Linked DNA regions of Homo sapiens: region 1 is linked to region 2. A link is a contact called in ENCODE Hi-C or POLR2A ChIA-PET data. All regions are on one chromosome and are shown on one strand. The core of a region is the stretch at or near the end of the contact, and the rest is flanking DNA. Distances in the headings are between cores, read along the strand shown. Region 1 has its middle 10 kb from the start of CTAGE1. Region 2 overlaps LOC105372018 (a long non-coding RNA gene).

Region 1 (3,572 bases), core at 141-2,640, 150 kb before region 2:
CAGGAAAGGATCCATTCTTTTTTGAAGGTGGTACATGAGAGCTCTTAGGGGTAAGTTTTCTGTGGCTTGAGGCTATGCTGGGGAGCTAGGAGCTTTGTCTGTCTAGAGAAGGGAAAGAATCAGTAAAGCTTCCAATTCTCCTACACCATTAGAAGTTCTGGGGACAAGCACCTGCACAGTGGAGGAAATTAGTTGGGAAGATAAAGAGAAGAGAGCCAAGAACAAAAGTTTGGGCAATGCTGACATTTAAAGGGGGAAGTATAGGCAGCAAAGATGGAGAGAAAGTGGTCTGAGAATTTGGAGGAAAACCAGAAGTGACAGTGTCACAGGAGCCAAGCGACGAAAGAGTGCCAAAACGGAGCAGTGGTGTCCAAAGCTTCAGCGAGATGGATGGGAAGGAAAACCAAGAGGAGGTCAATGAGTTCAGCAGTTATGGGGTCAATGGTGGTATGGTGGTCTGTGACAGTAACCCTATAATGACGTTCACCATGGTACTAGACGTGTGTCTCTTAAAGAGGTTGGGTTCATTATGTTGTATTCTGAAGGCCACGGCCAATTCAGTCCATGGATCAAGGCCTTACTCATGTCTCTCAGGAACAGGGTGGACATCAGGATGTCAGGAAAGCTGGATTTTCTGTGAAGACATTCCTACTCAAAAGGTAAGCAGGAGGCAAATCTCTCTGGGTCTCACTTTCTTGAATCTGGACTTCCAGAGTTTAAAAAGAACTTGAAGAAGCTCCAATATAGGAGGAAAGATGTTCTCTGCCACAGGGAACAGGGCAGGGAAGCATCCTCATACTGAATGCTGTAGGAGAAAGCCCTACTTTGTTGGGTGGTATATTCGTCCATTCTCACACAGCTAATAAGGACATACCCAAGACTGGGTAATTTATAAAGGAAAGAGGGTTAATGAACTCACAGTTCCACATGGCTGGGGAGGCCTCACAATCATGGCAGAAGGCAAAGGAGGAGCAAAGTCACATCTTACATGGCAGCAGGCAAGAGAGAGCATATGCAAGGGGAACTGCCCTTTATAAAGCCATTAGATCTCATGAAACTTTTTCACTATCATGAGAACATCATGAGAAAAACCCACCCCCATGGTTCAATTATCTCCCACCAGGTCACTCCCATGACACGTGAGGATTATGGGAGCTACAATTCAAGATGAGATTTGGGTGAGGACACAGCCAAACCATATCAAGTGGATAATTTGGTTTCAGGTTGTTTCTTCAATTTGTTTACCCCAAATCTTCAGTCTCATTTAAAGGGTTCTGACTGGTCTTAGTTGTGCCGGAAGGTAATTAACAAAAAGTGTCTGGCCTCAAATAGACTGAGGTGTTAAAGAGGGCACAGCTCCTCTTGAGGCCCATGTGGGGATGACACCCTCTAGGACAGGAAACCAGAGCCCAGGGGAGGCTAGAAACAGGAGAAACCAACAATCAGAGGCACAGGGTTTAGAGATGAAGAGAAGGTGAGAGGCAGCAACAATTTTATTCCTTCCTCCCTGAATCAACGCTTATGCACACTGCAGATGAGGAAGAGCGTGGGGAGTAATTAGGGCTGTGGGTTTATCATGGAGTAAGGCACTGCTGCTACTTGCAAGGAACCTAAGAAAGTAACAGGGTTTAGAGACACCCTTGGGTGCCTGGAGAAGTGGCATGTTTGTAAACAGGGCAGAGGGTTCTGTAAGTGAGTGAAGGGGAGCATACAAGACATGGAGAGGCTGGGGGAGGTGCTGGGAGAAGTGAGGTCCAAGGCTTAGGTGAGTTGTCACCCTTGCAGATTCCTCTTTTGCAGCAGAAGGAGACACACACACAAAGAATATCAGTGATTTTTGAGGAAGAGAAAGGAGAAGCAGTGAAAATCAGATGGCAGTGGCCCTTTATGCAAAATAGAAAGTGAGATCTGTGGAAGGCAGGGCCAGGGTGGAGAGCTGTGAGCGCAGTTTGGAAAAGTAGGAAGGAAAGGGGCGCCACGAAGTCCTGAAGGCTGCTATTTGCAGGAGCACGTTGCTCATCGCCAGGTGACAGCCACCAGAACTGCAGGTGCCAGGCCTTCAAGGGAAGACATCAAGGCCTCCAGCACACCTGCTGGCTGAGCTAGCTTAAACTCACGAGGGGCAACTGCCATCAGGTTGTGGCCTTGGAAACCATGTTGAGCTGCAATAGAGAGTGATGTAACCATGCCAAGAAAAGCTCACTGGTCCTTGGCACTTGCCAGTCACTCCTTGGACTGCCTCTCAGGTGCTTCTCTGCCTAACATACTCCTACTCAACCATGAAATCTCAGGCAGAGCTAGTCTTCCTTTTCTGCTGCACTCCCATTTGTATTTGTACAACCTGCCATTTTGCAAGATTGAACCTGTGTGTTCCACCCCTAGACTGTAAGCTCCCCGGAAGAGCATGTTAAAAATGCAGAATCTCAGACCCCTCCCCAGACCTAGAGTCAGAATCTGCATTGTAACAAGATCCTCAGCTGATTCAGGTGCACATTCAGAATTGAAAAGCCCTGATATCAGTGGTAAATAACTCATATAGGTAATGTACTATTATGGAAGATGCAGTCTGGCATTTTTCTATTTTATTCTATTTCATGTTTTATTATTATTATTATTATACCTTAAGTTCTGGGGTACACGTGCAGAATGTGCAGGTTTGTTACATAGGTATACATGTGCCACGGTGGTTTGCTGCACCCATCAACCCGTCATCTACATTAGGTATTTCTCCTAATGCTATCCCTCCCCTAGCCCCCACCCCCCGACGTGCCCCGGAGTGTGACGTACCCCTCCCTGTGTCCATGTGTTCTCATTGTTCAACTCCCACTTATGAGTGTTCAGTTTGGTTTTCTGTTGTTGTGTTAGTTTGCCAAGAATGATGGTTTCCAGCTTCATCCATGTCCTTGCAAAGGTTTGCTGGAGGTCCACTCCAGACCCTGTTTGCCTGAATATCACCAGTAGAGGCTGCAGAACAGCAAAGATTGCTGTCTGTTCCTTCCTCTGGAAGCTTCGTCGAAGAGGGGCACCCACCAGATGCCAGCCGGAGCTCTCCTGTGTGAGGTGTCTGTCGGCCCCTACTGGGAGGTATCTTCCAGTCAGGATCCACGGGGATCAGGGACTCACTTGAGGAGGCAGTGTGTCCCTTATCAGAGCTCGAATGCTGAGCTGGGAGATCTGCTGCTCTCTTCAGAGCTGTCAGACAGGGACGTTTAAGTCAGCTGAAGCTGCGCCCACAACTGCCCCTTCCCTCAGGTACTCTGTCCCAGGGAGATGGGGGTTTTATCTATAAGTCCCTAACTGGGGTTGCTGCCTGTTTTTCAGAGATGCCCTGCCCAGAGAGGAGGAATCTAGAGAGGGAGTCTGGCCGCAGAGGCCTTGCTGAGCTGTGGTGGGCTCCGCCCAGTTTAAACTTCCTGGCAGCTTTGTTTTCTCTGTTTCATGTTTTTAAAATGCTGGTCCTGACCCACTACATTTAAATGACATTAGTTCATTTACTTTTCAGAGCTTGAGCTATGGATTATAAAGCTTCCTTCAACCCTTTTAGTGCTTCTCTGACCTCTCAAATCACCCCT
Region 2 (3,531 bases), core at 20-2,519:
AGACACTCACATAGTCTATCTGATTTAAAGCAAAGACTAAAATTGTTCACTAGTAAGTCAGAAAGGTAAATAATTCCCGAAGTATCAATTTTAGTTTCAGTTTCATGTTCATACTGTCTCTGTTTATGGTCCGTTACTTTCTAAATTTAGGGAGGCTCCATGTTGAAGCAACTCTGCCAAGTATCATCACCTTCAGCTTGGGATCAGAGGAAGCTGAGATTTCTCATCTCACATGGAGATTCTGAACATCCATCTCATACCAAGTCAAAGAGGCGTTGCCCTCAGATCTCCCCTCGTGAGATGGGGAGTGCCTTAGAACCGTCTGCATTTCAAAATTAGTGAAATCCCAAGGTAGTTGATGGGCAGTGTCTGGAAATTCGTCAGGGAAAATGTTATTTTTGATAAATGCCAACCTCCAAATAAAAGAGAGCTCCTTCTTCCTATTACTACCTCAATGGCCAAAGAAGGAAAGGGAGAGGCAGTCTGGGAAGGGCAGGGAGGAGCCCCCCAGGGTATTTTCCGACCGGGCTTGTGCTGTGACCTGACACAGCAAAGACTAGAGAGTACTGAAAAGAAGTCATTGGCAAAGCCAAGTTTTACAACTTTGTCATCTTTGGGCCCCGTTGGTGCATTCTAGGGCTAAAAATAAAAATAAAATAACCACCCTGGTAAAGACATCAGAAGATGGCTGTGTGAAAGCTCAATGTGCCAGATCATGTCTTACGGCAAGTCAGTGGGGATTTGCTGAAGAAAAGTTTAAGGGGTCAGCCCCAGGAGCAAGAAGCCTCCACCTGGAAAGAGGGAAGAAGGAAAATGTAGAGAAGAGGCCTCTGCCAGGGACGGGGGCTCACACCTGCAACCCCAACACTCTGGGAGGCCGAGGCAGGAGGATTGCTTGAGCCCAGGAGTTTGAAACCAGCCTGGGAAACTTAGCGAGACCCTGTCTCTATTTATTTAAAAAATTTATGGAAAAAAAAAAAGAAGACGCCTCAGGAGAAGGGTTCAGAGCACACCTGAGGTCACTGCCCCATAAGACTCCAGGGGGTCTCTGTATGGGGCTGGTCAGGAGCTCACTGACCCAGAGAACATTTGACCTGGGTCACGTCACCATTCCAGCCCCTTCATTTCACAAATGAGGGCACTGAAGACGTGATGTGGTGTGCCCTAAGGTTCAGAACAGCTGGCAGCTGGCCCCTGGTATATGGGGGCATGCTCCCAAATTTAAAGCATCACTCAGGCCAATTAATCTTCGGAACCCTGGGCAGAGGGCTGCCGTAGTAACTCGCCCCGTAGGAGAGAACAGGGAGGGGCCCGACCCAGGCCAGCCACCGTCAAAGGTGTTCCAAACAACCAGGAAGAGAGTTACTGAGAACAACACTCAGCCGTGACTTTTTATTCCCCGCAGCAAAATGAAAAGAAAACAAAATAAATATCCCAGAGTCTTCGTGACTGGCAGCGTCAAACACAACTGTGTAAAGTGTTTGCAGAGAGCCATTAAAAGAACCATTTGGAAAGTTTTGTATTGTTTTCCTAAAGGCCCACGAGCTGCCCGGAGCCGACTGTGAGCTTGAAAGACTCTGCCTGACACTTTCCACTTCCTGCTCATCCTCCAGTTCCAGGATGTGGATGGGGTGAGAGGATGAGAGACTTCCTGCACCCCCAGAGCCCAGGCCCGGCTGACCCACGCGGGAGGAGGCTCTGTCCAGCGGAGCCAGGAGGAGGAAATCTTGCTTCCTCTTCTAAATCACCCAAGAGGTGGTGCAGAGGGATGTGTAGGAAGTCAGTTCATTGTTGTTGAAGTCACAGTCTGTTTCTTAAACATGGGGATAGCAACTCCGATTACATTCAAGCTGGGAAGAGGAGGGAAGTTGAAGGAAAGGTTTCCTCAGTCACTTGGACAAGCGGCTGCACCACAGGCCCTGCTACTGGCTCAAGAAGGCCACTTGAAGCTCTCAGCCACAAAATCCAGAAACCAGGCACCATGAGAGCATTGCCCTCCCATAACCAAAGGCCAAAACCGCCCCATTTCCATTTACTCATTGCCAGAAATAAGCAGGAAAAAAAGGTCTAGTTTTGAAAGCTGTTCCTCTGTAGCTCAAACAGGACCATTCAACGTGTTTGGGAGGGGGCCGAGGGAAGGAAGGCATTTTGGTGCCATTGTTAGCTGAAGAAAAAACACTCACACTATAAACATGTATAAATGGCCTGGGTAACTTCATTGCCCAAGATCCTGTTGAAAACTTTTACTCATTACTCTTGTTATTGTTATTATCGGAGACATTCCCTCCTACACATCCTTCCTTGCTCCTGGCAGGAGACAAATCTTGATCAAAAGCAAAGAATGTTCAATCTCCCCTTCCAATTAGTAAGGATGGGGCTGCCTGGGATGAAGGGGAAGGCAAGGCTGTCAGAGCCGCTTTCCACCGTTAGTAATGAATGGGAATTTTTATAGGCATTAGCTAAGCAGAATAACTTAATCCAAATAGTGACTTCAGAAGTGAGGATCAAGATTACGGTGTCCTCGCACCTCTGCTTCCTAAGGTGCTGGGATTACAGGTGTGGGCACTGTGCCCTGCCTGAGGATTTTGATTGTGAAAACTGGGAGGAAATGGCATCTAGAGCTGGGCCTTGAGGGATAAACCTTGATATTTGATCTCGGATGTTCATTGTTGGCAAAATAAGGTTGGACCAAGCCCTGATTTAATGGGAAAAAAATGCAGACCCCGTTTTCAATTGCCCTACTTATAGTATGACCTCTTTAAAGTAAATTCCAGAGACCATTCAGTATGTTGGTATATATGGTATCCTCTGTCTGTGTGGGTTTGATAGGAAGCAGGTTTTCAGTATTTATTTGATGAAAAAACATTCCTAAATTTCTCTTCATAGCTTTCTTTTCTTCCTTTATTTTTTTCTTTTTTAAAGAAATGGGGTCTTGCTGTGTTGCCCAGGCTGGCCTCAAACTCCTAGGCGCAAGTGATCCTTGTGCCTTAGCTTCCTGAGTAGCTGGGATTCCTGGAGTACACCACTGTGCCCAGCTTGCTTTTCATAGCTTCCTAAATCATGGGGCTTGTATCTCCTTCTCAGAAGTCACTATCTGGATTAAGTTATTCTGCTTAGCTAACGCTTAGTTTGAGACCAGCCTGGGCAACATGGAAAACCCCCATCTCTACAAAAAATACAAAAACTAGCCAGGTGTGATATCATGCACCTGTAGTCCCAGCTACCTGGGAAATGGAGGTAGGAGGATCTCATGAGCCCAGGGAGGTCAAGGCTGCAGTGAGCCATAATCACACCACTGCACTCCAGCCTGGATGACAGAGTGAGACCCTATCTTAAAAAAAAAAAAAAAATCATCTTTTCTTGGTGATCCCACAACATCTCCCTCATCTATTTCAATACATGTTGCCTTTGGAGTCAGATGAAATTACATTCCAACTCTGCCTCTTATAAGCTCTGAAACTTTAAGCAAGCTTTCTTTTTTTAATTTTTATTTTTAAAGTTTTGGGGTACATGTGCAGGTTTGTTACATAG

Evidence for each region. A loop is a pair of places that touch in the nucleus more often than their neighbours do. ChIA-PET counts read pairs that join two places held with the same protein, here RNA polymerase II (POLR2A). Pooled maps may share reads with other maps.
Region 1: a map of dorsolateral prefrontal cortex shows a loop between it and region 2 (2.7-fold over the local background). The contact joins two enhancer-like sites. A Hi-C loop is called at or near these places in 2 of 168 maps with a recorded cell type or tissue (dorsolateral prefrontal cortex and natural killer cell) and 2 of 50 pooled maps. POLR2A ChIA-PET finds 5 or more read pairs at or near these places in 1 of 52 experiments (OCI-LY7).

What each region holds. Positions count from the first base shown.
Region 1 is chr18:22,406,054-22,409,625 of GRCh38, reverse strand. No RefSeq gene overlaps it. Among named protein-coding and RNA genes, the nearest start is that of CTAGE1, 10 kb to the left of the region's middle. Within about 2 kb of position 1,390, at least 2 of the 41 ENCODE cell types and tissues checked have a DNase peak (open chromatin) inside an H3K27ac peak, as active enhancers do.
Region 2 is chr18:22,252,070-22,255,600 of GRCh38, reverse strand. The region is part of intron 1 of LOC105372018 (a long non-coding RNA gene); the gene reads left to right. Among named protein-coding and RNA genes, the nearest start is that of GATA6, 84 kb to the right of the region's middle. Within about 2 kb of position 1,269, at least 5 of the 41 ENCODE cell types and tissues checked have a DNase peak (open chromatin) inside an H3K27ac peak, as active enhancers do.